3 separate regions of the Homo sapiens genome follow, and regions 1 and 3 are each linked to region 2. Evidence: chromatin loops called from intact Hi-C (ENCODE). Cell type or tissue: GM12878. All regions are shown on one strand. Links, peaks and the distances in the headings refer to the core of each region. The heading gives the core; the rest is flanking DNA. Region 1 overlaps ZDHHC14 (zDHHC palmitoyltransferase 14). Region 2 overlaps ZDHHC14 (zDHHC palmitoyltransferase 14). Region 3 has its middle 12 kb from the start of ZDHHC14.

The links. Hi-C counts contacts between places; a loop is a spot of excess contacts. Peaks named below come from ENCODE experiments on the same cell type or tissue, not always from the same donor. Only the 100,000 strongest peaks of a DNase experiment are listed, where the experiment ranks them.
Region 1: a loop joins it to region 2, with 6 times the contacts of the local background. A loop is called at or near these places in 7 of 110 quality-filtered maps.
Region 3: it touches region 2 in a loop (2.3-fold over the local background); 2 of 110 quality-filtered maps call a loop at or near these places.

What each region holds. Positions count from the first base shown.
Region 1 is chr6:157,592,935-157,603,252 of GRCh38, reverse strand. ZDHHC14 (zDHHC palmitoyltransferase 14) reads right to left here. Exons shown (of 9, transcript NM_024630.3): 3 at 10,107-10,265. Among named protein-coding and RNA genes, the nearest start is that of MIR3692, 69 kb to the right of the region's middle. RefSeq lists enhancers at 9,057-9,556, 9,557-10,058. In GM12878, for the core only: a CTCF peak has its summit at 5,367 (motif pointing right); no DNase peak of the experiment used is centred there.
Region 2 is chr6:157,456,074-157,466,391 of GRCh38, reverse strand. The region is part of intron 1 of ZDHHC14 (zDHHC palmitoyltransferase 14); the gene reads right to left. Among named protein-coding and RNA genes, the nearest start is that of MIR3692, 68 kb to the left of the region's middle. RefSeq lists enhancers at 1-210, 1,045-1,545, 1,546-2,046, 4,681-4,740. In GM12878, for the core only: a CTCF peak has its summit at 4,594; DNase peaks (open chromatin) are centred at 4,600 and 5,251; H3K4me3 peaks cover 105 bases; H3K27ac peaks cover 1,003 bases.
Region 3 is chr6:157,364,340-157,374,657 of GRCh38, reverse strand. It overlaps the pseudogene HSD17B12P1 and the pseudogene LOC100420839. Among named protein-coding and RNA genes, the nearest start is that of ZDHHC14, 12 kb to the left of the region's middle. In GM12878, for the core only: no CTCF peak of the experiment used is centred there; a DNase peak (open chromatin) is centred at 4,817.

The DNA of each region.
Region 1 (10,318 bases), core at 856-8,855, 140 kb before region 2:
TCTTTGCCCTCTACGTGCACATAGCAGCCACTCCATAAGTGCTTCTGGATTCATTGTAAACACTTGCTTCACAAAGCGTTCCACAGAGATGGCTGGATTCCTCACCTGACTCTCCATGTCCAGCCCTGGGCCCTGGCACTGCCATGAAGCACTGTGGACGTCCCAGCCTGCAGTAAGCCACGGCAACATCCACTTCAGACACCCAGGGGGACGATGGCCCCACGGTCTGGGGTGTGCAGGTACTTTCCAGAGAGCTCAGTGACTAGCAAAGGGTGCAGACATGACTGGTGGCTTGGACCCGAAAGCATGGATTAGATTGTTTGATTGATTTTTAAGTTTAGTTACAGGACCTGTTGCTTAAACCACAAAGAAACGACTAAACTCCAGACACTAAGACAAAACTGACAGGCTAGCACGAAGGGGCTGGTGCCCTCAGCAGCAGCAGAACCCAGCCTGGGTACGTAGCACTCCAGAAAGCTCAGAGGAAGCATCCTCATGGCGGGTGAAGAGTAAGCAGCTCCCTGCATGCTCAGGAGCCCGGCCTTCCTGACACTTTCACACACCCCGCCAGGCTGGATGCCCTGCCTGCCCTGAACATCCCTGAGCTTCTGTCCTACCGTTCAGTACCCCAGGTAGTCTATACACTGTAACTCCTATTTAGCCTTGGCAACTCAGCATAGGGACAAACTGGGGAATCTGCGCTCTCCCAGAACCTGCACACAGCTCCCGGTGGCACTGAATGCGTTTTTTTTTTTTTTTTTTTGAAACGGAGTCTTGCTCTGTTGCCCAGGCTGGAGTGCAGTGGTGCCATCTCGGCTCACTGCAACCTCTGCCTCCCAGGTTCAAGCGATTCTCCTGCCTCAGCCTTCCTAGTAGCTGGGATTACAGGTGCTAATTTTTGGATTTTTAGTAGAGACGGGGTTTCACCATGTTGGCCAGGCTGGTTTCGAACACCTGACCTCAAGTGACTGGCCCACCTTGACCTCCCAAAGTGCTGGGATTACAGGCGTAAGCCACCATGACCAGCCTGAATGCATTTTTTTTTTTTTTTGAGACAGAATCTCGCTCTGTCCCCAGGCTGGAGTGCAGTGGCACAATCTTGGCTCACTGCAACCTCGAGCCTCCCGGGTTCAAGCAATTCTCCTGCCTAAGCCTCCCTAGTAGCTGGGATTACAGGGGTGTGCTACCATGCCCAGCCAATTTTTGTATTTTTAGTAGAGACGCGGTTTCACCATATTGGCCAGGATGGTCTTGATCTCTTGACCTTGTGATCTGCCCGCCTCGGCCTCCCAAAGTGCTGGGATTACAGGCGTGAGCCACCGCGCCCAGCCCTGAATGCATTCTTTATCTCTGCCTTCCCCAGCCAGAATGAAGACGCTGCCTACCAAGAATGGTGCATTTTAATGGTCACTTTGGAGATGTGGAAAATACAAAAATGGGCAATGAAGAAATCACTTACACACATGCACATACACACAGAAAGCATGTGCATGGGCCCTGAAGTCACTTTCTGTAACTCATCTTTGGACTTCACAGGACCTCATAATATCAAATAGTGCATGTTTCCTTGCATCGTTCTAGGTTTGAAATGTTATTGTTTGTTGTTTGTATATTCTTCTAATTACATTTCACAGCTATTTTATCTTGCCCCCCGACTCATAATTCATTAAATTTAAATAAATTTGTGGAGAGTACATGTCTTGATTTTTATTACAATTCCTAACTGATACATAGTATGCTATTTTAATGTATTTATTAGGTAACTGATAAACCTACTAAACATAAAAAAACTAGTTCTAATGTTTGTTGGTACTGTTATTATTGCTCTTGTCAGCTACAAAATATGGTGATTTTGTTTCTTCTTTTTTGATAGTTATATATTTGTGTTTATTTTCCTACATTACCACATTAATTAGAAAAGATATTGTAAAATATTAGTAATGATACTAGACATCCTAATTTGTTCCTAATTTTAATGTAAATCATGGCAGTGTTTTGCTATAAAGAAAATGTTAGCTTTTTTCCTTTTTAACATAATGTTAAAGAAATATTCTTCTGTATTAGTTTTTAATCGTATAGCAATAGTTTTATATAGCAAATTACCAGAAATGACGGACTTTCAAACAACATGAACTCATTATCTCGCGATTTTTGTGGGTCAGGAGCCCCGTGCGCTGCGGCCAGGGCAGCCTCTCCATCTGCAGTCAGGGCCTCTCCCGAGCTCCATGCTGGAGGCGGGATTCACCGCCTTCCATCCTGCTCCGAAACGGCACCCAGGCCTCCTGCGCGGCATCTCTCCAGCTCTGCTCTTGAGGGCTCTTGGAATTACACTGGGCCCCTTGGATAATCCAGGATAAACTCTCTCAAGTCAGCTGATTAGTCACCTTTTATGACATCTACAAAGTCCCTTTTGCCAAGCAACGTGACATAACCATTGGAGCAACCCGGGGGGTGTGAGGGGAAGGGGCAGTCATGGGGGCCAGAATTCTGCCTACCACACCTTCCAATCTGGATACACTGAGTTCTATAGCTACAAATGAATGTCTTGGCCAGGTGCGGTGGCTCACGCCTGTAATCCCAACACTTTGGGATGTCAAGGTGGGCCAATCACTTGAGGTCAGTAGTTCAAGACCAGCCTGGCCAACATAATGAAACCCCATCTTTACTAAAAACACAAAAATTAGCCAGGCGTGGTGGTGCACACCTGTAATCCCAGCTACTCGGGAGGCTGAGGCAGGAGAATCACTTGAATCTGGGAGGCGGAGGTTGCAGTGAGCTGCACTCCAGCCTGGGTGACAGAGCAAGACTGTCACAAAAAATACAAAACAAATGTCGCATTTTATCAAATCCCTTTTTATTATCTATTATCATGATCACATATACCTTTTATCTTTTGACCTATTGATATACTAATAGTTTTATTAACATTAAAAAATCACATTCCTGGAATACATCCTTCCATGTCATGACTAATTCTTTATTATACTGGTAGATTAAGTTTGCTATGTCTTCACGTTGGCTTGTTGTAATGTTTATAAATAAGGGTGGGGGTTTTATTCTGCATGTTATTTTTGTAAGGTTTTGGTGTTAGGGTTATACTATTTTGGTGAAATGAACTGAAAAACCATTCAACCTTTCCGAAGCTCTCAGACACTACTCAGAACATAGGAAGTAAGCTGTCTGGGCCCAGCACCTTTCTCACATGGTTCTTCATAAAACTTTTCAGTTTTTCATGGCTAGTAATCAATTCCAGTTTTCTACTCACTCCTTGGCCCATTTTCCTATACAATCATGTTTCACTGAGATTTTTCAAATCAATTGGCATAGAGTTAACACAACGGCAAAATAATATATTTCTCAATAATTATAGAAAACCATCTCACCTATATTTGTTTCATTTGAATCTGTTACTTGCACTTTGTTAATTTCTTTGTCTTACCAGACGTTAATGCCTTGGTTGGTTGTTCTCCAAAGAATTAGATTTGGCAACCTATTGGTTGCTGTTTTCTAAGTCATTGTTTTCTTATGGTTTCCCTTAAGTTTATTTGCTGCTCTTTTTCTGCCTTCTGGAGATGGATGCTTTGTTCATTTATTTGCTTCTAAGTTCAGTTTATTTTTTGTACTAGACTTTTTAAAGTATTTTATTTCATTGGCCATCCACCATTAAAGTAAACTTCCTGTTTGGGGAGAACCCCAAAATAGGTGGGAGGCAGGGCCCCATCCTCCCATCCTCATTATAGATGCTGAGTGTGGGGCAGTCGCCACCTTCGCCTGGCTGTCTGCTTGGGCGTGGAAACAAAACAGGCCAAGGGCTCCCACCCAGGTGTCTGAATCCGGAGTTGTGGTCTTTGAAGACAGTCAGAGTTTCGTCGAGAGCTGCAGCAGAGGGAACTCAGTGGTGGTGCCGCAAACGTCCTACCTGTGGTACTTGCCTCCTGCAACATCCTGCTGCAGATGCAACTGGCCGTGCGGGGCTGCCCAGCCTCCTCCACTGTTCCTGGTTTCTGAGCCTCATTCTCCAGCCTCCTTGTTGATTCTACCGGCAACCCGACAGTCTTCTGGTTCATTCCTCTTCTGCTTAGATTAACTATTTCTCATGTTTAAAATGTAGAATTCTGAATGGCATGGTTTTCTTTTGCATTGTTCTTACTGCCATTTTCTAAATATTTTACAACTGCAGTTTTGAAGTTTCTGTCACCCAAGATTTATGAAAAGCCTCTTTAAAAAGCTTCTTTACAAAGATTTATAAAAGTTTTTTAAAGTTTTTTTTAAAAGCATTACAATTAGGTATGTTTGTACATTTCTATCTTTGTGATTCATTTCTAGTTTTATTGTTTCATCAGATGACATTTTCAGTGTGATATCTGCCTTTAGAACGCTGGAAAGTGTTTTGGGCTTAATATGATTAATTTTTGTAAATGTTCCATGAATGGTTGAACATGGTAAGTACACTTTGTAAAAACGAAGTTCAACATACATTTATTATACTTATACACTGGCATACTCTACTTACAGTTTGTTGACCTGAGCCATGAAAAACAGATGTATGCTATTATTTCTCACTAGCATTATGTAACAAATTACCTTTGCATTTTCTAACAACCTTTACTTTATATATTTTGATGCAATGTTATTTGGTGCATAAATGTTGGTAATTTAATTCTACTCTTAACCAATATAAAATTACTCTTTAACCTGTGTAATATGATAAATACAATACTGTCTGCCTTGAGTTCTCCTTGGTCTGCTCTTAATAATGATCCCTGGGGACTGGCTCATATTTTCACATACTTAGTTATTGTCACAGCACTTAACACATAGATGCTTATTCAATGTTGGTGAAATGAAGAGATAGCGGAAACCAGGAGAATCAGTAAAGTCCTGTTTGTTTTGGTTCCAACAAGGATACGAATCTCAGCTCCCTCCACTCCCCTCCAATGACCTGCTTTCCTATGAGAAACTAATAGCCCCCTCATCATACCCAAATAGTTACAAAGGCATTCCCAAGTGCTAATCCACACCAGAAGGCAGCTGCAGGGCCGAATCTCTGCCATGTCCAAACTCTTAATGTACAACTGTGAAGCAGTGGCTGGGTTCCTGAGGGCAGCGCACAGCAGAGTGTATGCAACACACAAGGTATCTGCAGTCTGAGTTCAGACTCACACACAGAGGAAGCAGTGAGAGCAACAAGGGGCAGACACTGTGGGACAGAAGGCAGAGTGTGCAGTAAGATGCAGTCAAGTGCCCGGGAGAGGAAGAGCACAGCCAAAAAGAGGCGAGGGAATGAGAAAGAGAGCCTGTAAGGATTTAAAAGAGGCAGGGGAAAGCCCTGCCAGAAATAAAAGCGACTGGACACTGAGTCCCTGCAGAGGGCGCCTGGAGGTTCTTTGTGGCACCCACACCAAAAATGACAGGACAGAAAACAAGGGACCAGGCCATGTCCTGGATGTGGGAGGAGGCTGGTCTGCTCGGTGCCCCCCAGGGGCTGGCATGGCCTGAGGGCTCCATGTACTACTTCCTTCGTCTTCACAGCCCTTCCAGATGTGGCATCTCAGGTGCAGAGACAGTCCCAGTGCCCACACAGGACAGCAGGGCTGGGACCCAGGCTGCAGCTGCCTCCAGAGGCCACCTCTGAACCTCTAGACTAAGCTGCCTGGGTCTGGCCAGAGTTAGGCAGACTCTTGTATAACCGGTTTGCAAAAATGCTGGCAGTGTTTCATCTTACTGTCTAGCAAACTTTCTTATTAGTTTGTCCACAGTATGTGATTAAAATCTAGTACATGTAAATCCCTTTTTATTACAGGTTTAGGCTGTACTAAAAATACGCATTCCAGCGAAAGCTGCTGGCAATTCCGACGCTGGACTAGGGCCCACCAAACGACAGACATCCCTCATAGGGCCTACCCCATCAGAAAAACGAGGGCAGCATGCACCTGGGGCTTTAAAACATACATAGTGAGCCCGAGAGGGTCTCACAGGCCCATGCTTTGCCTCTTCAGCTCCTTCAGTTTCTCTCGCTTTAATGATTTGAGGGATATGAGGATCCGAGAGAGAAGAGGTGGCTCCCTGGCCCCAGCTGTTGGTTGTTTAAAAATATTCCGTAACCTCAAAGCCCGCCTGGATAAATAAACAACCCGAAATGCTGCGTTCCACGTGTGCAGAAGGAACGCGATGGCAAGACTCACAGAGAACCAGAGAGACAGTCAAGGATTCAGAGAAAGAGACAGACGGAAACAGGCAGCAGGGACAAAGTCAGAGAGAGACAGAAAATACATTCACGTCGATCACGGCAGATCATCTAAATCCTTCCAGATTACAGAGAAACAAGGCGATTCCTACTACTTTGTGAAGACGCTTCTTGTTGTAATCAGTTACTTGGGAGCACCGATGGTGGCATTCCCATCACTGATGAGACCATCAATGGCCAGAGCCACGCGCTTACTGGCCCCTCAGTGTGCCGCAGGTCTGTCTGTGCTGGGTGCTGTGGTGGGCACTATCTCAGTTAATCTTCAAAAGAAACCGAGGGGGTAGCACTAGGATCACATCCATTTTACAGATGTGGTAACAGCTGGGAGCGTTCAGACAACTTGCCAGGTTCCAGTATTACTCAATGAGAGGACCAGGATTCAGCCCTGGCCTGTGTGTTCTCAGAGCCAGGTCCCCAACCACTGGGGCCTGCCAACTAACTCTATATTTGACCAGAGAAAGCTCTTTCTCAGTCCTCAACTAAAAAGGCCCCTATGACTTTCAAACTTATTTAACAAAGAAAACTGCTCTTCTGAACGGCCTGGGAAGCTGCATTTTTCCTCTCTCCTCTCCCATGCAAAGTGACATTTATTTACTGTGCTTGGGAAGGACCAGCTCAAACCTGCTCGTTACAAGGTAAGGGAAGCCACAAGTTCCCACCTCAGCTTTCAGCATACCACTGTGCTACTTCTCTTGCTGCAAAAAGAATTCTTTCAGTGAAAACTTTCCATCTAAAAATAAGATCATGGCCAACTCTGCAATTACACTTCTCAGTGGGAGACATTTGCCTTCCACTCTATTTTCCTGAATGCAGAATGTCCAAACTACTGTCCTGCTCATCAGTCAACCAAAGGCCCCAGTGTCCCATAATTAACCGGAAAACCGAAGCTATGCAGTTTTCAATCACTGGGTGGTGTTTTGAGGAGCCCTGTGGGCAGCTTTATTTTAGATCACTCATATGCTACTTCTTCACCTGTCCCCCACGGAGCTGGCCCTGAGCACCACTCAGAGGCCGCGGCTTGCGGTGTGCTCCTGGGTTCCAGTCTTCCTCCTCTAGATCCTGCCCCAAACTTCCCCACTTCCTCTCCTTTCCCTTTCTCTTTCCTGTTCTGGGTCTCCCATACATAGACCACCACCATGTTCGGTTGTGGATACTGGGTGGCCACCGTGACTTTGATTTACCAGAAAGGTGGAGGCCTGGCTCCTGGCCTATTATAGCCTGGTGGCTCCTAGGTTCACGGCTGGTAGAGTGCACAGGAGAGGATCATACTGGAAACACTCACACATGCAGAAGTACACCGTCACTGGGGAAAGGCACAGCTGTGATAAGGGGCTTTTACATCTCATTCATCAGGGTTCTTTAAGGGACACATACACCTGTGGGCAATGGGAGGGAACAAATGTGATTATATGAACTTTCAGAGCAGTGTCTGATAATAATCCAAAAGGAATTTTAAAATAGTAAGTCACAGTAGATTGAGAAGAAAATTTTGACTGTGATTAAAAATCTAGCCTAGGCCGGGAGCAGTGGCTCACATCTGTAATCCCAGCACTTCAGGAGGCCGAGGCAGGTGGATCACTTGAGGCCAGTTCAAGACCAGCCTGGCCAACATGGTGAAACCTCGTCTCTAAGAAAAATACAAAAAAATTAGCTGGGCAGGGTGACATACGCCTGTAGTCCAGCTACTCGGGAGGCTGGGGCAGGAGAATTGTTTGAATCCGGGAGGTGGAGGTTGCAATGAGCTGAGATCATGCCACTGCACTCCAGCCTGGACGACAGAGCAAGACTCCATCACAAAAAAAAAAAAAAAAAAAAAAAAAAAAAAAAAAAATCTAGCCTAGAGACAAGAAACAGAGGATAAATGAGTGGACAAATTGGGTGTGTTTAGAAATGAATAAAAAGTTTTATAAATGATAAAGAGAAGGAAGTGCCCAGTAAGACCTTTAGTTTTACAGATAACAACACCCTACCTACCAAAATATAGTCTAGAATAAGGCATTAGACCTCCAGGAGAAGGCATGCAGAATGACAGAAGAGTTTATGTGCACAAGTGTAAGACACACACTGTCCCATCACAGGCCTGGAGGTCAAAATTACAACCCAAGAAAGGGTGTTGAGAACTCCTACAGGTAGACGGTTCCCCCAGAGATATTTAAGATGCTGTGCTCCTTCAGCTTAAATTGTCCCCAAGATAGGTGTGGAATGGACACTGGGGCTGGTGTCACCAGGAAGGGTACTGGTAATCAAACAAAGGCTGATTTGTAGAGTCCCTTGTAGAAACCTTGTAGAAACCCTGGTGTGCCCCCACATGGAGAACTAGGTGTAGTTTTGGCCACTGCATCTACGGAAGGTCAAGACATTGTCCAGAGAAAGCCAATCAAAACTATCAAGAGAGGAGGAGTAACAAGAGCACTAGCAGCTAACAATCACAGAGCGTCTGCTACATGCCAGGCACTTTCCACCTGTTCATTCATTTATTCTCTCCACTATCCCATGCGGCAGGCAGTTATCAACCCCACCGCAGAGATGACGAAACTGAGGCACACAGCGTTTCAGTACCTTGCCTGTCACGCAGCTGGTATTTGAACCCAGGCCATGCAGTGCCAGATCCCATGCTCTTAACCATCAGCTACTTCCTACATGGGAGAAGCAGAACCCATTCCATACTGTTCTGTTGGGGAGGCAAGGCTGAAAGTAATTTATCTATGTTAAGAAAACCAAGACGAGGCCTGATAGAGAAAACATGAGCTTTGTGGCAAACTGTAGATTATTAAAGTTAGGGTAAAGTTAATTTAAGACAAACGGAAGACTGCTTTGCACAGCAGGACGTACATTATAAAATGTTATTTTTCTCAAGAAGAATTGAGACTACAAATTCTAAGACTCACGAAGAGTGCTGGCAATCAATGCTGTGTTACTAAGGGAAGCTAGGTTTGTTCTGAGGTGCACTCCTATCCTTTCAGTTACGAGGTAACAGGGTTTCCATTGCTTATTCTCCCAGGAATACCCCTGGTCACTTCCGCTAGAGGCAGGCCATGAGTCTTCCCCACTGGGGCAAAGCTTTTGTCCTCTCCTTGCTTCCCTTCCTGTCACTTGGGTGTTCTGCCATCTCCTTGCCAACCTCATCTCTAGGCAGCTCCAGCCACAGAGAGAAGAGGGTCTGTGGGTGTGGGGAGCAGCTCTCAGTCTGCAGTGACAACAGGCGCTTGCCAAATAATCCCAGGGGCTGGGCCCGGGTCACTTGCAGAAGGCCCATGCTGGGCCGGTGGTAGGGCCCAGCCTTACAGCTGCAGACCTCTGAGCTCTCAGTTCCCTCTGCCTGTTTCCCTAGCCTGTCCTGGCGGAAGTTGGGAGGCAGAGAGGGGAGGCCTTCGTCGTCTCCGGGAAGAATACAGATCCTAACTCCAGCCCCTGGAGGAGAGGTCTCCCGGATCCTGCCTCTTTTCCTGTCCCCAGAAGGAGTGGGGATTAAACGCCCCCAGCCCCTCTGAGGAGCTGGGACAAACAACTGCACAAGGGTGCCTCCCGTAGGTGTGTGGCCAGACCTGTGGCAATCGAGAGGCCTGGGGGAGACATGATTTTATTTCACGTGCCTGCTGACCTGGCAGCCTGGGGAGACAGAGGACCCCATTCTCGTGCCTGTGCTGGGGGAGGCCCTCGCAGCCAAGGGCGGTGCAGGGTGTAAAGAGAATAAAAAAGATATTTGGTGACTCTAGGCCCGGTGAACTCAATCAGTGGCAACATGCAAATGCGCTGAAATATTAACCATTACTGAGTGTTCCGTGGCGCAGGGTTGGAGAGGCGCAAACCCACCCGGAGGACCCGGGCTCCCGCCAGGCTCCGCCCAGGCACTACTCACCTACGCAGTTATCACAAAGGCTGCAATGGGAGGCGCGAGGGGGCCGGAAAATCTTGCAGGTGAAACAGTATTTAAGTTTCACGGTCTGGCCATTGATGATGACTTCTTTGGTTCTGGGAGGCGGGCGGTACCCCCCTGAACTGGTGCCGTTTGCGATATCTGTGGAGAAAAGAAGAGAAAGAGCGCACACCTTCAGAGCCTCCCTCTGCCTC
Region 2 (10,318 bases), core at 1,564-9,563:
TCCACAATGGCCAGGGACGCAGGTATGGGCTGTGATCCTGTCAATGGGAGGGTGCTACTGTGGAGCAGATGGCCCTGTACAGCACGCACCGAGCTGTCCTTGCTGCATGGCACTTGGGGCCCTGCATTGCCATGGGAACCAGCATTGCTGGCAGCTGCACTTACCCAGGGAGAGGTAAGCCAGCATCACAGCAAGCCACAGGGGCCCTCTCCAGTCCTCCCTAGAGAAGCATGAGTGCGCTCAGAGAGGCAGCTGAGGATCAGGCCAAGGTAGAAGAAATTCTCAGGCTGTGGGGCCCGCCTGCGAGATGCCTATCTTCCCATATCTCTCTCTCTCTTTTTTTTTTCTTTGAGACAGAATCTCACTCTGTCGCCCAGGCTGGAGTGCAGCGGCACCATCTCGACTCACTGCAAGCTCCGCCTCCCGGGTTCAAGTGATTTTCGTGTCTCCGCCTCCCGAGTAGCTGGGATTACAGGCACCCGCCACCATGCCCGGCTAATTTTTGTATTTTTAGTAGGGACGGGGTTTCGCCGTGTGGGCCAGGCTGATCCTGAACTCCTGGACTCAGGTGATCCACCTGCCTCAGCCTCCCAAAGTGCTGAGATTACAGGCATAAGCTATCGCGCCCAGCCCCCACCTCTCTCTACCAAGTTCAGACCTCTGGAGAGTGACCAAGGCACAGAGGCCAACCTGCCCTCAGGGGTAGAATCTCCTGGTACGTGACATTTTAACGAGAGCCTCATGGCACTACACAGAAGACTGACCTTGAAGATTTCTTTTTTTTTTTTAGCATCTCTTGCTAAATAGAACGGCATTAACTATCCAGATGCCATGGTTCAATCCAGACTCCCTAGGAAAGAAGACTCTAAGTCATCCATTTTATTTCATTTCCCGTTTTGTGTGGTTCCTGGGGAGAATGCATTGTTATGGGGGTGGCCATTGTTTTAATGGGCTTGGGCATTTTTACCACACTCAGTAGGGACTTTCTGTCCCCCAAGGGATCTGATCTCAAGGAGACAATTCTCAGAAAAGCTCTCATAAATAACAGTGAGTCAGAACCACAAAATTAAGATGTTTTTAGTTTCAGAGTAGGCACCTAAATGTACTCTACTTGGTTTATGACAAGTTAAGTATAATCTGAAACTAACACAATCTAAAATGTAATGGCACAACAGGAGAACTGAACATGTTTGTGTTTTTCTAAAAAGAAAATTAAATCTTTTTTTTTCATTGGTTCAACCCAATAAACAACCATTAAAATGTAAAAAAAAAAAAAAAAAAAAAAAGGAGAAAGAGAAAAAAACACGCTGCTTTTTAGAATGTCACAGGGTAGGTTAGATGGCTGCAAATTCTTTGCTGCTCCCAGAACTTGCATGTGACAGAAGCACAAGCCTGGGTCTTTCAAGGCTGGCTCAGCTTTGGTCTTGGTTTCTTGGAACACTGGCCCTAGAGGCTGGTTACCCAAGACCACCCTGCTGCGACGAAGCCACAGCTGGCCCGCCCTGAGCTGCTCTGGTCACAGCTACGTACGAGAGAGATTTGTGAGGGAGGCAGCCAAGGGCGGACGGCCCTGGCAGCCAGGATCAGGCAGAAGCTGCATGAAATGGCCTAACCAGACAACGCCCAGCTGAACCAAGTCAACCCACAGAACCAGGAGATAGTAGAACAAAATTTGCTTCGGGTCACTAAGTTTTGGGGTGGCTTAAAGACAATAATAGATCATTAGAATAGGCAGGAAAAGAGAAAGTGATTAATTTTCATAGATTCATTTACAAGAGGGAAAAGCAGTTAATCTGGACCAATGATAGCTTCCCATACATTCACCCTAAAATCTACTTCATAATATACAGGTGTAATTTGAAGAGCACAAGTAACCATTAAATAAGTCAATAATATTTACTGAATACCTACTATGTACACAGCTAAGAAATAGAATATCTAATCAGGAATTATCTAATTTAATAAGTCCTGGTCTGAATGAATGAGGAAACTATGAACTATAACTCTTTTTAGTCAGAGGAGAAAAGGCAAATAAATGAATTATTTCAAAGTCCTAAGATGAAAGATACTATTCAGCATATATATTTAAGAACAAGGTTATCAAAGTATGTGTATTAAAATATACATGCAAACGGAATATTTCAGGTTGTAGTCTTCTCAAGAGCAGGAAGCAATTCCATCCAACCTCTAGAAACTTCAGAACTCTAAGGTTAAAGAAGGATTTTCAACATATACATGTAGTTGTCACGATTAAATACTTAAACATGGACTGAACTTCTATTACAGCTTATGTTTTTACCTTTGCTTACTACAACTTTTAAAAGTTTCATCATTAGTGTTAATTTATTTTATTTTATTTTATTTTTTGAGACAGAATCTTGCTCTGTCACCCAGGCTGGAGTGCCGTGATGCAATCTCAGCTCACTGCAACCTCCACCTCCTGGACTCAAGTGATTCTCATGCCTCAGCCTCCTGAGTAGCTGGGACTGCAGGCATGAGCCACAATGCCTGGCTAATTTTTGTATTTTTTGTAGAGATGGGGTTTCACCACATTGGCCAGGCTGGTCTCGAACTCCTGACCTCAGGTCATCCGCCTGCCTCAGCCACCCAAAGTGCTGGGATTACAGATGTGAACCACTGTGCCGGCTGGTGTTAATTTTCAGATCTGACTAATGAAAGGTAAAGCGGGGAGACATTGGGACGAAGTGCCAGCACCATCTGCTTAGCTTGAGAATTATTTTATATCTAAGAGTATATTATCCACAATAGCCATCTTAACCTGGCAAGACCTTCTTCAGGTGGGAATACTGGATGGAGCTGCTGTCTTACATTCCTTTCTGATGATTCTTCCTGTAGGCTCAGTCACTGTCAACCCCTCTGGTGAAGAGTTGGGGGTGATAGAGAGCACAGCACTGCTATGGATATACAAATGTATAGGGGCAGGGCTACACATTTTGGGGTGCTTTTAAGACCTCTGGAGGTCTTAAAATAATAATAATAGCTCATTAGAATAGGCAGGAAAAGAGAATGTGATTATTTTGCATAAATCTTCATTTATAGCAAGAGGGGAAAAAATAATGAATCTGGACTATTCAATTGTTTCTATTGAAAAACCAATTTCAATTGTTCTATGCCATGTTCCAAACACCGAAGAGACAACAGAAACAACAGGCTGTGACATTTCTATTTTCTTATGTTCTCAGGTCTTCATTTTCCAAACTAAGCATTTCCCATGGAAGGATCTCATTTCCAGCTGCCTCACGTGCATGTCTGAATAGCCAACAACTCGTGTAATAAACTTTCTATATAACATGCACCTACCTACTTGAACTCAGCCGACATAAGAATCTTTCTGGAAAAGAGACTGACTCCTAGCTACAATTATCTTTATGCACTTTTAGGAAATTTTATTGGTAATGAAACAGCAGTATTTTATTCTTGGTAATTCTGTGAGGGTCACAGTTAAACAATTAAACAGCATTAACCACCACTGTACTGTTCGACACAACATCCAGCCCCCTTAATGGGTAACTTCAGCTGAGTCTGCAGAGACAGCCATGAAAAAAGGCAGTGAAGGGCAGGAAGAGGCCCCCGCCAGGCCCTCCAGGGCTGGGGGGCACTGGGCTGGGCACTTCAAACAGAGAACCCTGGATTCTTTTCCCACTTTGTGAGGAGCCGATTTAAGGAGCAGACAGCTAAGGGAAGATTTATAAACACAATAATTTTTGTTTCTAAGAGTTATAATGCAAAGCAGGGATAGGCATTCTCCTCCAAAGAGGTTCTCAAAGAGATCCTCTGAAGCCAGAGAATACCACATTTCTTTGCCTAACCCAAAAGTCCTCGGAATCTTCATTTGTCAGCAGAAGCTCTGAAAACAAGGCACTGCACTACTTTTTTTGCCTAATGTGGTGGAAGACAGCCCCATGACAACAAAGAGAAAGAAAAATCGCTTTTCTTATAAGTCAGAACATAATGCAGGCTTATGGCTCGAGGTAACTTTGCTGTTGAAATCCTTGAAGGATCCACAAGGCACTCATCGCTCCAGTTAGTGTTCATCTTGTGGAAACCTACAGTGAATCTCACTAGAAAATATACTGGAAAAGAATAGAAAGGGTGAACAGGCATGTCCGTCAACTCTGAAACCCCAGAGCTAAGGAGACCACTTTGAACTGAAGGAGGCAGATTCAGGGTAAGTAAGAAAAAGAGCTAACTTTACACGATGGTGGAAAATTCATGACAACACAGAGGACACTGAAGAGGCTGAAACTATAAATAAGCTCAGAAACTATGTGAACTCACAGATCTATAGTGAGTTGTATTAAGGGAAATGAGGTTGTCTGATGCCCCCTGCAGAGCCCCCTCTGGTGCCACCGTCGCATGATAGACCAGGATCTGACCCAACAGGGGTTTAAAAAATTTTTTTACAAAGCATGAAGATGATCCTAAATTTGTGGCAGACCTTTAGTGTATGAGGATCTCAAGACCCAGAACCGCTGTGCCTCTAGTGGGGGCACGGTGCTCCGAGGCCAGTTTCCATGACTAATAAATCCTTCATTCTGCAAGCCGTGACTGTGGCAGTGCACCCAGCGGCTGGATGGGAAGTGCAGGAACTGGCGTCCCCCACAGGGTGGAGAGGGTATCACCACATTGCCACCTGCCCACCCTCTGCTGCCCAGCTCTGTTCTCCAACAGGCATCCTCTGCTTTTTATTTCCTATCTAGAAGGAGAATATGTCTGTCTATCAGGGTGGGGCGGAGGCTGCTAACTTCAAGACCCTAACCCAAGGTGTAGCTGCTGTTACAGAGATAACTAGGAACTCAGGGGCAGGACTAGGGAGGCTGCATTTCACTAATCCAAATGCCTTTGCCTCTGGGAATGACATGAGTGATGGGGCTGGGCCGTAACGGACTGTACACGTACAATGCGTTCAGGAAAGCAAAGTTCCAAAACCCACAGCAATCTGCCCTGCTTCCTTTGTCTTGCTCCAGCTGTATCCTGATGTCCTTTTAAAGCTATTTTTAGTAACAATATTTATTCAACCAAGAGGAACAAAAATTTACATCAAATGCATTCACAGAGGGGCACGAGACTTTGCCCACAGATGGCCTTTCAAAGGCATCTTTCCCCATGCCGACCCCTTCTCACCTTGTATCAGTGGTGGTTAGAAGCGTGAACTCCTGCCACAGTTTAGTCAAACTCAATGAGATACTGTTTACGGTGGTGGCCACCTGGGAATTTCCCAGGCCCCTGGAGGACGTGTGTTTTTCAGGTTCTAAAAACAAAAGTCCACAGCAATGACATCAGAGGCCCCGCTATGAATTGCATGTGCATTTTAACCAGGCCTTACTTTGCTGCTTGCTATGCCAATTGCTGTGGCTGCCAGTCAGGAAAAGGAAGCCTTCTCGAGCACATGCATGCTTTATGCATTGTCCTATACAGGAAAAAATAGATAAAGGGATGATCTGGGTGTCTCCTGTTGCCAACCCGTGCTAGCAGGGAGAAACACAACTGGGCCTAGGACCGTGTAAGAAGGCCCACATCGGCCTGCACCCCTGCATCTTCAGGGAAACCCTCCTCGCCTGCTGTCTCTAACCCATCCCCAGCCATAAGCAAACGGGGGATGTTTCCACACGGGGCCCAGTGTTAGTCACATTATTTCTGCCTCCATATAACTTAAGGGTACAACTAAGAACTGCAACTCTTGATTAAAATGACACACATTCCAGACTTCTGAGAAGCTTTCCTACAGAAGAATTCCTGCATGGCATATGGGAAATTGGATTTGAGGTCATCTAAATGATTCCTTTCCTACATGGAGAGTCTATTGTTTTATTACTCAGGCAGCGAGCTTCTTCAGAACTCCTTGTCATAGGAATTCAAGAATACCTATGTGGGTATCAACAGCACTCTTTGGAGAAGCAGACACAGAAAGATATGCACAACATAGGAATGACTCTTTTTTTTTTTTTTTTTTTTTTTTTTTTTTCCAGAGAGAGAGTGAGTCTGGCTCTGTTGCCCAGGCTGGAGTGCAGTGGTGTGATCATAGCTCACTGCAGTCTCAACTTCATGGGCTCAAGCAATCCTCCCACCTCAGCCTCCCAAGTAGCTGGGAGTACAGGTGCACACCGCCATGCTTGGCTAATTTTTTACATTTTGTTTTGTTTTGTTTTTTGTTTTTGTTTTTGTTTTAAGATGGAGTCTCACTCTGTTGCCCAGGCTGGAGTGCAGTGGCGCAATCTCGGCTCACTGCAACTTCTGCCTCCCGGGTTCAGGCGATTCTCCTGCCTCAGCCCCCCAAGTAGCTAGACCTGGCTATTTTTTTTTTTTTTTTTTTGTATTTTTAGTAGAGACAGGGTTTCACTATGTTGGCCAGGTTGGTCTCGAACTCCTGACCTCAAGTGATCCTCCTACCTCAGCCTCCCAAAGTGCTGGGATTACAGGCATGAGACACCACGCCCGGCCTAATTTTTCAATTTTTAGCAGGGACAGAGCTTTTGCTATGTTGCCCAGGCTGGTCTCAAACTCCTGGCCTCAAGTGATCCTCCTGTCTTGGCATCCTACAGTGCTGGGATTACAGGTGTGAGCCACCATGCCTGGCCAGATGACTTTTTAAAGGACATCACAGTTTGATGTTGACTGATCAACCCAGAGGAATGAAGTGGACACCTTGCTCATTAGCTGTCCCCCCATCTACCCCTGCACCCCACTTGGGGCGCACAGGCCACCCCACCACCTGCCAGGCTCACTGAGCTTACCCATTCTAGAGGCTCCCACCCTGAGGCTCTCTCTAGCTACCTCTGCTCCAAGCTCCCTGGAAACCCCAACTCTTCCCTTATCAGTTTACAGGCAGCATTCACCAGCGAGGGCCGCCCACACGTGTGCAAAGCTTGTTCACACTCCACTGTCACACAATACAAGGTGTCTTGTTCTTCTGTGACTCATACTGTCCCTCCAACAAAGTCTCCAAACTTCCAGCCACCACCACAGAAACAAGACGTTTGCCTCCCTCCTCACCCTATGGAAAACATTAACAGCTGGTGAAGAAGGGGATCTCTTATTTTGTTTCTAAGTCTTGCTGCCATCATCAAATGGTCACTTGGAGCTCTGTCATCTAGGCAGAACAGCAGGAGCTACACCTTCTACATTATGATGAACGTCAACAATTTGTTTTCCAGAATGTTCTTTCATCAACACTGCTGGAGAAATACCTTTATTCTGCATTTATCTACGATGTAATACAGATCAACACTACTCTGGTAAACAGTTAAGAACGGTGGTTCCTGGCCATTGCATGGATATATGTATAGAAACTATCTTGAGACCAGCCTGACCAACATGGAGAAACCCTGTCTCTACTAAAAATAAAAATACAAAATTACCCAGGCATGGTGGTGCATGCCTGTAATCTACTTGGGAGGCTGAGGCAGGAGAATAGCTTGAACCTGGGAGATGGAGTTTGCAGTGAGCCGAGATAATGCCACTGCACTCCAGCATGGGCAACAAGAGCGAAACTCCGTCTCAAAAAAAAAAAAAAAAAAAAAATCCACCCACATTTGCTAGTACCTGTATTTTACATCTTTTGGTTATTGAGGAAATACATAGTTATATCGTAAATTGAGTGATGCTTTTAATTGAGTTTATGTTTGATTAGTCACAACAGGATCTATATGCACTTGGAGAAGGCACTAGCACTCACATCTACACAAGATGCGCCACTCATTGTTTGCAGACCATGCCAGGTCCTTGATCCCTTGCAGGAGCCCCACAGCCCCCACCTGCCCCAGGCCAAGCCCCCGACACTGAGAACTCCTGTGGTCTATCCTCTTTTGCGATTTCTTTAAAACCAACATTTTAACTAGATAATCCCAAAAGAATTTTTTGAATTGACATTTTCAAGAGGGAAAAAAGCAAAATTATTTATTATTAATTTTTTCCTTTCATGCTACTCTTATATTCCTGTGATTATATCAAGCAATGTAACAGATACCAACAGAATAGATTTTCTACCATTTCATGTTGTCCGCCCATCCACAAACATTAAATAAAAACAGATACTAACGAACTGCAACACTCTCTGCTCTTGGGGACTATTAGGGTCTAATTAAAGCCCACAAGATCAATGCTACACCGAATGAAAAAAATCACCATGGGAACTATGAAGAGGAAAAAGATGTTTGTTAGCAATCACATAAAATTACCCCGAATAATCCTCCCTTCTTCTACCTACCCTGCTTCCGCAAAAACACTCCTCTAGGCATAAACATAAATAAATGTCAATAACCAGATTCTACACATACCGAGTGCAGAAAGAGGAGGCATATCCGCCTGAGAGTATGGGATGGAAAGTGGGGGGCAGGTAGTCTGCTATTTATTTATCTTTCCTGCAAAGCCAGTCTAAGCAGATATGCTCACGAGCCTTTTATGAGTTGGTTATCTTGGCATTGGTTTTTAATTTGTCCAAATTTGCTCCTCCTTGGCCCTGGGGCAGACACAACCCAGCCCCCCAGCTGTAAAACCTCAGCATGGCAGTTGAGGCTCAGTGGTCAGGGGACCGTCTCTCAATGCTGCATTTGGTTGAGGGCGCAAGTGGTAGAGGCCAGGCAGTGGCCAGTGGATGAGACCCACTCAGAAACAGTAAAACCAGGAACACAGAATCTATACAGGATCTACATGTCAGACCCCAAAGAGACCCCCGATGCCAAGGGCAATTTGGTCCCAGGCATAATTTTGGACATGAATATCACTGACTAATAGTTCACAGTAAAATCACATTTCCATCATTTCAGGATTATGAAAAAAGCAGTGGTATAATACTTAAATGATTGATAAATATTCCAGTGAATATTGTAACATCTTTACTTCATTTTTGTGTACTCCTACTTGCTGACAAAGGCAGAAAGTAAGAACAGTACAGGCTTTATTGTCCGTTTTAAAACATGATAGGATAGTTCTCCAGAATTCTTAGAGCAAATTTCCAGTTTCATACTCCAGTTCCAGGGAATGGCATTCCCAAATGATCACAAAACAGATTTTACAATACCAGCTAGCATTCCCACTCCTGGGCTCCATTTCTATTTGCTGTGGCCAAACAAATGAAGTTCCCAGAGCCCACGCTGGAAGCCCTGATAAACACCTCAACCACAGAATCTCAGTCTGTGGCCCACTCTGGCGCCAAAAAAGTGCCCATCCCAACTCGGTCTTTTTTTTTTTTTTTTTTTAGATGGAGTTTCACTCTTGTCACCCAGGCTGGAGTGCAATGGTGCAATCTCGGCTCACTGCAATCTCCACCTCCCGAGTTCAAGCGATTCTCCTGCCTCAGCCTCCCAAGTAGCTGGAACTATAGGCGCATGCACCACACCTGGCTAATATTTATTTATTTATTTATTTATTTATTATTGTATTTTTAGTAGAGACAGAGTTTCACCATGTTGGCCAGGCTGCTCTCGAACTCCTGACATCAGGTGATCCACCCGCCTTGGCCTTCCGAAGGGGCTGGGATTACAGGCATGAGCCACCACGCCCGGCCCACAACTCAGTCTTTGTACCAGCACATGTAATGCGATTACTAATGAAAACGTTACTTCTCAGTAATTTCAAAAAGAGGTGGACAGAAACAGAACGGTTCACTGAATTCTCCAAATAATTGTAAAATTCTTCTTCAATCTCCTCCTCCCTTGGTAAATTTCCAAACTTCTTTTTAAAAAAATGTAAAAACCTGACTGAAAGATCAGGCTGATAAGGCTCACTTCCTCTCTCTGCCCACACCTGCTCTCTGAAGCAGCTCGTACTGCCAGGGAGAAACATGGTGGTGCTTTGTCTTACTCAATTCTTGACAGTTTTAAGGGTGTTCTCGAATAAATAATGTCACGTCAGGTCCCTAACAGCGCTGAGTGCCGTTTTAGGTAGCTACTGTCCTTCCCACTTTGCAAAAACCCTGGCTCCATGGGGGAGGCAACATCCCACACTTATGACTAGGGAGAGCCTGGACTCTAGGCCAGGCCTTGATTCTCTACCCATTGCTTTGGCAGCCCCAGGATGAACGAGGAGAGGGCCAAGTGGATCACGAGCTGCCTGAGCAGCACCTGTTTTCAGGCCAATCAACCGAAAATGCTAAAATCGAAGGGCTAACAGGACACATCACTGGAACTGTCTTTGCTTTTGCTCAAACCCAAGCCCAGTACCTCTGTCAGAATCTAGGGCCACGCGCCGTGGCAGCCTCCTCGGGGAGGCAGAGGTCAGGAAGAGCTTCCCTCCCGCAGCAGGCCTCCTCCGGGAGTAGAAGGAAAGGATGTGTTTTCATAACGGAGGGCGCAATCTG
Region 3 (10,318 bases), core at 1,182-9,181, 91 kb after region 2:
CCCGGCTAATTTTGTATTTTTAGTAGAGACGGGGTTTCTCCATGTTAGTCGTGCTGGTCTCGAACTCCCAACCTCAGGTGATCTGCCCTCCTTGGCTTCCCAAAGTGCTGGGATTACAGGCGTGAGCCACCGTGCCTCGCCTCAAAACTTTCTTTCTTTTTTTTTTTTTTTTTGAGACGGAGTTTCGCTCTGTCGCCCAGGATGGAGTGCAGTGGCGGATTTTGGCTCACTGCAAGCTCCGCCTCCCGGATTCACCCCATTCTCCTGCCTCAGCCTCCCGAGTAGCTGGGACTACAGGCGACTGCCACCACGCCCAGCCAATTTTTTTTTTTTTGTGTATTTTTAATAGAGACGGGATTTCACTGTGTTAGCCAGAATGGTCTACATCTCCTGACCTCGTGATCTGCCTGCCTCGGCCTCCCAAAGTGCTGGGATTATAGGCATGAGCCACCGCGCCCGGCCTCAAAACTTTCTTATAGTTGTTCCCTGAGTGACTTTTTCTTGCTTTTGTGACACAAAAATATTACTTTTTAGTATGTTTATAAAAATAATACTTGTGCATTGAAAAAAATTATACTACACAAAAATATGCAGAATGTGGCTCACCCCTGTAATCCCAGCACTTTGGGAGGCCAAGGCAGGTGGATCACAAGGTCAGGACATCGAGACCATCCTGGCTAACACGGTGAAACCCCGTCTCTACAAAAAATAGAAAAAATTAGCCGGGCGTGGTGGCGGGCGCCTGTAGTCCCAGCTACTCGGGAGGCTGAGGCAGGAGAATGGCATGAACCTGGGAGGCTGAGCTTGCAGTGAGCCAAGATCACGCCACTGCACTCCAGCCTGGGCGACAGAGCGAGACTCCGTCTCAAAAATAAATAAATAAATAAAAACAAATACGAAGAATGTAAAAGTTCAAATTCCCATCACCTTGGAAAACAATGGTTAATGATTTGTTGACCATCTTTGTATAATTCATTTTATGCATACATACACACTTATATCCATATCATTTAACAAAAATGGAATCATATCATACATGCTACTTTCATCCTGTGTGCTTTAAAAAAAAATTGTAGTATTTTTCTCTTAATTTCCCATCCCCACCCTTCCCTCGGGTAATCAATGTTAATAACATGTTGTATAGCCTTCTCCAGACTCATAATTATAGGCAAACGTATACACACACATACATGCAGCCCATATTACAGTTTCTTCAGTTGTCTTAATAGTGTCCTATATGGTTAATTTTTCCCAATTCAGGATCCAGTCCATCACACTCAGTTGTTAAACCTTTTATATCTCCTTTCACATGGGACAGTCCTACCTCCTTTCTTTGAGCTTCTTGATCTTGACATTTTGGAAGAGTGGCGTCCTTTATTTTGTAGAATATCTCTCGATTGGGGTTTGTCTGATGTTTCTTCACAATCAAATTCAGGAGAGGGCGTAAACCAGGTTTCGGCTGTCCAACGCAGGCCGTGGTGGCCTCCCTGAGGCCAAGACACTACCTTGGGGCTGCACTGATAAAACTACAAGATACCTGCTCCAGCCTGGCCTGCTCTTCCTGGACCTCAGCTCCTCACTCAATGATGACAGCACTTTTGAAGAATCACACCTATGCTGTTTCCAGCTGCTGGTGCTGCTGAAGTCTAGAGAGTGTGCCGCCAGCCCAGGCCAAAATTGACGCAAAATACAGACATTTTTAAACTGAGAAACAAAATAAGATGCACTCCGTTTTAAGGAAGCAGAAATTATGAAGAGATACAAAGTCACCAAAACAATTTTGTTGATTAATTGTAAAATGTGCCACAGAACAGTAAATATGATGGTAAAACGAGAAGCTTCCTTGAGCAATGAGAAACAATTTTACTATCCTAAGATCAGGCCCAGCAGGGAAAACACCACAGGGTGAGCCTCTGAGTTCTGCAGGTCTGGCTCCAAAGGCCAGAGCTCAGCACTGATTTTCCTAACACCTACATCTGGACAGTCAGCAGTTATTTACTCTTCAAAGGACATGAGCAAAACAAAGAAATGCTTCTCTCTACTAACAATGTTGCTTAATCAGAAAGAATCTAAATTGGATTTCAAAAGTTTCTGGTCTTCTCTGTAAAGAATGGATTTTGAGAAATGTCTATTGCGATTTCTAAACTAAAGCTAGTCAAAAAAACAATTCGTTTCACGTTTATTTATTTTCCAAATACATGGAAACCAGATCCAAGCACAAACTTTACTGGGCATCCTTTGTGTGTGTGTTTTTAAGAGATATGGTCTCACTCTGTTGCTCATGCTGGAGTGCAGTGGCATTATCATAACTCACTGTAACCTCAAATTCCAGGGCTTGAGCGATCTCCAACCTCAGCCTCTCAAGTAGCTGGGACTACAGGTGCATTCCACCACATCCAGCTAATTACTATTATTTTTTGTAGAGATGGGGGTCTCACTATGTTGACCAGGCTGTTCTCAAACTCCTGGCCTCAAGTGATTTTTTCATCTTGGCATCCTTGTTGGCATTTCTGTGGAATAAAAACCTCATTGGAACGAACAACTGAAACCACCTACCTCAAATGTTGTTTGTGAGATTAAAAAAATATATATGAAACTGCCTTGTGAATAGTCAATTCATATGCAGGTGTTAAATGTATTATGATTTTCCTTTTTCTCACTTAGCAATTTTCACTATTTAATATTGTTTTCTTCCTAAAAGTAATTGAGATATCTATGAGAGTGTCTACTTACTCACAAGGATTTCTTCAGGGGGCCAATAGCCTGATTGCTACATTCAGGGGAAAAAATGTGTGTGTCTTTGTTTTCCTACGAACATCTGGATAACTTTACATTAATAAAATCTGAGGATTCTTTCAGTTTGTGTATAAAAATATTAAGATTATTCCTGATTATAGATAATTCAGTAAGATAAAGAGTGCAAATACATTTTCTAAAACTTCTCATTTTTATAACTTTCTGTTGTTTCTATAATATTTCACCTTAAGAGACATTTTAATTCTAATACAGACTCATTTCTGGGTTTAAAATTATTTCAAAACATAAGTAACATAGTAACTTATACTTTATCTTACATCTTTTCTGGGATGACACAGATATACTTTTTTTCCTAATAAGCTAGGACTTTTCTCCACCTTTTTATTTAGCTCATTTGGATGCCTTGGGGACAGAAATCAGGTTATGCATTTTTGATAGGAGGACCAATGCAGTAATGCTGTGTCTTTCTCAGTACCATATCAAAAGGCACACGATGCTGGTGGTCCCGATATTAATGATGTTCGTTTTGATCGTTAGGGTAAGGTGGTTCCACCAGGTTTTTCCAATATAAAGTTCCATTTTTCCATTGTAATTAACAGTTACAAAGATAGTGGCTGGGCGCGGTGGCTCATGCCTGTAATCCTAGCATTTTAGGAGGCTGAGGTGGGTGGGTCACTTGAGCTCAGGAGTTTGAGACCAACCAGCCTGGGCAACGTGGCAAAACCTCGTATCTACACAAAAAAATAGAAAAATTAGCCAGGCATGGTGGTGCGTGCCTGTAATCCCAGCTACTCAGGAGGCTTAGCAGGGAGGATGCTTGAGCCCAGGATGCAGAGGTTGCAGTAAGCTGTGATCATGCCACTGCACTCCAGCCTGGGTGACAGAGCAAAACACCATCTCAGAATAATAATAATAATTACAAAGGCAGAGATTGTGTAAATATTTTGTTCTTCATCAAACTTTCACCCAATAATTTCTAATTTTTTCCCTTCCTTCCTTCTTCCTTCCCTCCCTCTCCCCTCCCCCCCCCCCTTTTCTTCTCTCCTTCTCTCTTTCCTGGCATTTTATGGCAAGGAAGCATTTTCCCTTCTCCCCATTTATGTACCATTCATGCTATACAAACTGGTGTATTTATATCAGCATGGCCTTCCAGATACTTATTTTATTCAATGGGTTAAAATCTATTCTTACTGATAGTTATTTTGATGTTCAAATTATTCTAGAGGTGGCTAGAATTAGCTCCTTAAGCTAACCCCTATGTAATTTTTTTCTTTTCTTTTTTTTTTTTTTTTTTTGAGATGGAGGCTCACTCTATCGCCCAGGCTGGAGTGCAGTGGGGAGATCTTGGCTCACTGCAACCTCTGCCTCCCGGGTTCAAGCGATTCTTGTGCCTCAGCCTCCTGAGTAGCTGGGACTACAGGCACCTACCACTACGCCCAGCTAATTTTTCTATTTTTAGTAGAGACAGGGATTTACCATGGTAGCCAGATTGGTCTCAAACTCCTGACTTCAGGTGATCCACCCACCTAGGCCTCCCAAAGTGCTGGGATTACAGGTGTGAGCCATAGCGTCCGGCCGCCCCTATTGAATTTGACATTCATTGAATGGTTGCCTCTCTTCTATCTGATTTAGTCAAATGTTCCAGCCTCATCATGTACTTTGTCTTTCCAGCCCTGCAATCTGTCATTTCTCCAAGGGTCCCTAAGTTCCTTTCAGTGGAAAATATATATGTGTTTGTTCATCTCTGTTTCTATCTTTAAAAAAACATAGACACACATATGTATAGATGTTTACTTTCTTCAATGTTAAAACACCGTGTGTTCAAGCTGATAACCTATAATTCCAATTTAAAACTGCATCTATAGTCCATCCTTCCCACTTTTCACATCTGTAGCTTCTTCCTCCCATGATCCTCAATACATTTACTCATATCCTCAAGCCTAGAAGACAAAAAGGTTTCCGAATTACTAGTCCATGCCACCACAAAAAAGCAGACCAGCAAATAGCATTAAATACTTATTTTACAGTTCTTCCTTTTTTTGTGTTGAACAATGAAGAAAGTAAAATAGTAGACATCTGTTGTGGTTTCTATTGTTGTGGTTTCTATTGTTATGGTTTCTTTCTAATTTCGTCTTGAGGTCTCTCGAGAGTGATGCAGGGCAGGCAAGCCCCAAAGTGGAACATGGCCTGCTGGGTTCTTGGCTTTGCCCAGGAAAGAATTCAAGGACCTGCCAGAGGTAGAAGGAAACAGCTTTATTGAAGCAGCAGTGTTGCAGCTCCGCAATGGCTCCTGCAGAGCAGGGCCACCCCAAAGGCAGAGGGCAGCAGCTCTGGGCAGGTCTGCAATCATATTTATACCCACTTTTAATTACATGCAGATTAAAGGGTGGTCTATGCAGAAATTTCTAGGGAAGGAGCTGCAACTTTTGGGTCATTGCGTCATTGCCATAAAAAGGGGCAGTAATGCCCAGATGTTGCCATGACAACGGTAAAGTGACATGGCACACTGGCAGGCATGTCTGATTGAAAGCTGATTTTGCTCCCTCTTTTATGCATTTATTTATTTATGAGATAGAGTCTCGCTCTATCGCCCCCGGCTGGAGTGCAGTGGCACGATCTTGGCTCACTGCAATCTCCGCCTCCCGGGTTCAAGTGATTCTCCTGTCTCAGCCTCCAGAGTAGCTGGGATTACAGGCTCCCGCCACCATGCCAGGCTAATTTTTGTATTTTTATTAGAGACAGGGTTTCGCCATGTTGGCCAGGCTGGTCTCGAACTCCGGACCTCAGGTGATCCACTCGCCTCAGCCTCCCAAAGTACTGGGATTACAGGCGTGAGACAATGTGTCTGGCTGTCCCCTGCTTTTAGCTAGTCCTCAGTCGGGTTTGGTGTCTGAGCCCCACCTCTACAGCCAAGTCCCATCTCAAGAGTGCCCGTAGGGCAAGATAACCCCTCTCTAGGAGAACTCTAACTGAGGGAAAAGTTAGGTTCCTGTGTATCAGTCAGGTGAGATATGATGAGGAAATAAAACCAAGATGCATGAAACCAAAGAAATGTATTGCTCATAGGTCCCAGAGAGGTTAAGGGTGCCTGCAGGAGGCCAGTGGGGAGTCTGGAGGCTTTGAGGAGTTCATCCAGTGGGCGGGTCGGGGGTGGGGAGGGACTTCTGGGACTATGTCTTCATTAAGGTCCGTGGGCACTATCTCCTAGGTTTGTGGACTGGATAGTTTAATGAAAATACAGATTGGAGAACTTGCTTCCATGACTCTGGTATTGATGATTCAGTTTTACAGTGGTAGCAGCTGTGGGGTGTATGGGGTTTTGAGTTAGTGGGATGAAAAGCAAGTGGGCTATAGCAAAAACAACTAGGCGGGGCCGGGGGGTAGTTTTAACTAGGGCAAAGGTGATGGGCTATGACTTGGTTGTAAACAACTTACATTAGGCCTAAAAATGGATGCCAAGGCAGCAACTATATTAAACAAATTTATGATGACATCCTTACATATTCCCAGTCTTAGGGTGAAAGCATCAGATATTTTATCATTAAGTATAATGTTACCTTTCGGTACCTCTCTAGATGCCCTTTATCAGGTTGAAAAAATTTTCTTCTATTTCTTGTTTGCTGAGAGTTTTTATATGTTGGGGTGTTGAATTTTGTCATATGTTCTTCCTGCGCTTATTGACATAGTTTTCTCCTTTATTTTACTAATATGATAAATTACATTGCTTAATAATTGGATGCTAAAAAAAACCTTTAGGGCCAGGCGTGGTAGTTCACACCTGTAATCCCAGCACTTTGGGAGGGCGAGGCTGGTGGATCACCTGAATTCAGGTGTTCGAGACCAGCCTGGGCAACATGGCGAAACCCCGTCTCAACTAAAAATACAAAAATTAGCCAAGCGTGGTGGCGTGTGCCTGTAATCCCAGCTACTCAGGAGGCTAAGACAGGAGAATTGCTTGAACCCAGGAGGTGGAGGTTGCAGTGAGCAGAGATCATGCCACTGCACTCCAGCCTGGTGACAGAGAGAGACCCTCTCAAAAAGTAAATAAATAAACTTTTACATTTCTGAGAAAATCCTTATTTGATCAACATATATTGTCCTTTTCATATATTGCTGGATTTGAATTGCTAACATTGTATGAAAAAAATACATTTACGTTCATGAAGGTAACTGGTTAATGATATATTTTTTCTTTTCTTTTTATTGTCATGTCTTTGTCAGGTATTGGCTTCAGGATTCTCCTGCCTCATGACATGGGATGGAAATTGTTTCCTCATCTATGTTTTTGAAATGGTTTTTGTAAAATTGATATTTCTTTCTTAAGTGTTTGGTAAAGTTCACCAGTCAATTCATTTGCTTCTGGAATTCTATTTGAGAAGAAGTTGATGATAGAAAATTCAATTTATTTAAAAGATACAGAGCTATTCTTATTTTCTCTTTCATCTTGGGTCTGTTTTGGTAAGCTATGTTTTTCAAGGAATTTTTCTATTTAGTTTAAGTTGTTCATAGTCTTGTTATTATCTATTTAATGTCCGAATGATCAATTTTTCTCAGTCACTCTTGCTGAGGTTTATCCATTTCATTAATTTTTTTTTGAGAAAAACAACTTTTGCTTTGTTAGTTTAAGCTATTGTGTGTTTTCTATTTTATTTATACCTTTTATCTTTATAAGTACTTCCCGTCTATTTTCTTTGGGTTTAATTTGCTCATCTTATTCTAGATTCTTAAGATAAAAACTTAGATTAATTTTAAACTTTTTTGTTTTCAAATACAAGTATTTAAACCTATAAATTTTCCTCTAAGGACCACCTTACCTGCATCCCACACATTTTCATATGTTGTATCTTTATTATCAGAGTTTAAAGTATTTTCTAATTTTCTCCTTAGATTTCTTCTCATGATTTTTGCTTTTATCCATGGTTTATTTAGAAGTAAGTTGTTTAGATTCACGAAGGTAGTGAGCCCTAATGGAAAGCCATAGAGAGTGCTCTCCCCGCTGCCAGCTTCCTGTACTGGGTAGGCGCAGGCACTGCAGGCACCGTGGCCTACCTAGCTCTGCGCATCTGCTACTCGCTCTTCAGGGCCCTCTGGGTCTGGGGAGTGGGGAACGAGTCGGAGGTCCGCCCAGGGCTTGGGGAATGGGCACATCAGGTAGTACTGATGGAACTGGAAAATCGTATGCAGAAGAGTTAGCAAAACATGAAATGGCGGTTGTCCTTATCAGCAGATTACAGGATAAACTTGACCAGGTTTCCAGGGAAATAAAAGAAAACTTCAAAGTGGAGACAAGAACCATTGCTGTTGACTGCATCAGAAGATATTTATGATAAAATTAAAACAGGCTTGGCTGGTCTTGAAATCGGCGTCTTAGTGAACAACGTGGGAATGTCATATGAGTATCCCAAATACTTTTTGGACATTCCTGACTTGGACAATATGATCAAGAAAATGATAAATATTAATATTCTCTCTGTTTGTAAGATGACACAGTTGGTGCACCTGGCTTGATGGAAAGATCTAAAGGGGTGAATCTGAACCTCTCCGCTGGCAGAGGCATGTTCCCCGTCCCACTGTTGACGATCTGTTCTGCAACCAAGACTTTTGTTGATTTCTTCTCTCAGTGCCTCCATGGGGAGTATAGGAGCAAGGGCATCTTTGTGCAGAGTGTCCTGCCATACTTCGTAGCTATAAAACTGGCTAAAATCCGAAAGCCAACTTTGGATAAGCCCTCTTCGGGGACATTTTGAAGTCTGCAATTAAAACAGTAGGCCTGCAATCCCAAACCAATGGATACCTGATCTATGCTCTTATGGGCTTGATAATCTCAATCCTGCCGTCTTGGATTTATTTTAAAATAATCATGGCTATGAAAAGTCTACACGGGATCGCTATTTGAAAAAAACCAAGAAGAACTAACTATTGATAACTGCATTATAACTTGGCCAGGTGCACCAGCCTATGCATGCTTACTGCAAGGCATCCTACTGGTCTTGAAAATCTGAAGTTGTTGTTTGAATAGTTATTAACATGACTAAATGTTATCTTAATTAAGAGGAAAACAGAAGTTGCTTTTAGGGGTTTCTGACATATATTCTGGATACTACCAGAGGTAATTTTGGAGTTTAATATAAATGCTCATTTCAAATGAATATAGAACTAATATTGTCAAGAACAGCTAATAGGAAGGAATACTATTATAGCAAATCACAGAATGAAAGACCCAAACATAAAACTCAGCAGTTTTATCTGCTCCAAAATGCCATTGATCATTATTCCTGTATTTTCTCTGAAACTGATTAGAAAAAGTAATGTCCAGCTACTCTGTTGTTTTTGACACTTTGAAGAAATGAAGATTAATTGATTTGATTTGTTTATAAGCAAACACACTGTGATTTACAAAGATCTCTTTAAAGTTTTATAAAATTATGTTCCAGTTTGTACGTTTATATGGAATCGTTCTTTATCAAGGGTAGCTAATGACATAAAAATAACTGTGAAATATGGAGTTATTTCTGACACATGAAACCCACTCAACTGTGCTTTTTTGTAGTGCATATTTCTTCTCAGTTTAAATGTATGTAAATATCAAAGCTATATGGTATGATTTATAAAGATAAATGGGCCAAAGTGTACATTGAGACTGGCAGCCATCTATGGTACCACTGAAACCCTAACCCAGAAAAGTGGCCTGCTTGGACACCCAGACTTCTTTGTTTCTGCATTGGACCAATATTGCTCACACATGTGACACAGGCTAGTCCTATAGAAGTAATGACATCATAGAAGTGGCATTATAACTTTTAAATTGATATTCTCTTGGTAGGTACTAGTATAATTAGTTTTAATAAAACATGCTGTAACCATGGTGTACAACAAAAATACATTTCTTTGGTGATTGAAATTAAGGCCATATTTACACTGACTTAATATAAGACTGACTTTTATCCTGCTTCATAACTTGTATGGGGAACTCACCAAGAAAGAATTCAATATTGTGAAATATGCAACAAGAAGATTGGCCTTTACCAAATCTGTGGTGCCTAAGCTCTGAGTTTTAAGCATCAGTAGATTTGTATTAAAAAAAAATAATTGGGGCCTCAGTTTCTGGCTTTTAATTTTGCCGGCTAAGTACATAAAAACAAACAAAACAAATAACCACCTGCTATCAGCACATTATGTAAAAGAAAATGTATTTTAGCCCCTAAAATTAGGAAGAATATAATCTCAGAATAAAGGTTGTCATTTAAATGGAAAAAATATAGCTTTATGAAAAAAAAGAGTAAGTTATTTAATTTCTACATACAGCTATTCATTTCTAACTTAATTATTTTGTGGTCAGAAAATCTGTAAGATTTTAATCCTTTTGTTTATTATTTAGTTTAGTTTAGTTATTTATTTATTTCTGAGACAGGGTCTCACTCTATTACCCAGACTGAAGTGCAGTGACATGATCACAGTTCACTGCAGCCTTGAATTCCTGGGCTCGAGATCTTCCTGCCTCTACCTTCAGAATAGCTGGGACTACAGGCATGCACCACCATGCTTGGCTAATTTGTTTGTT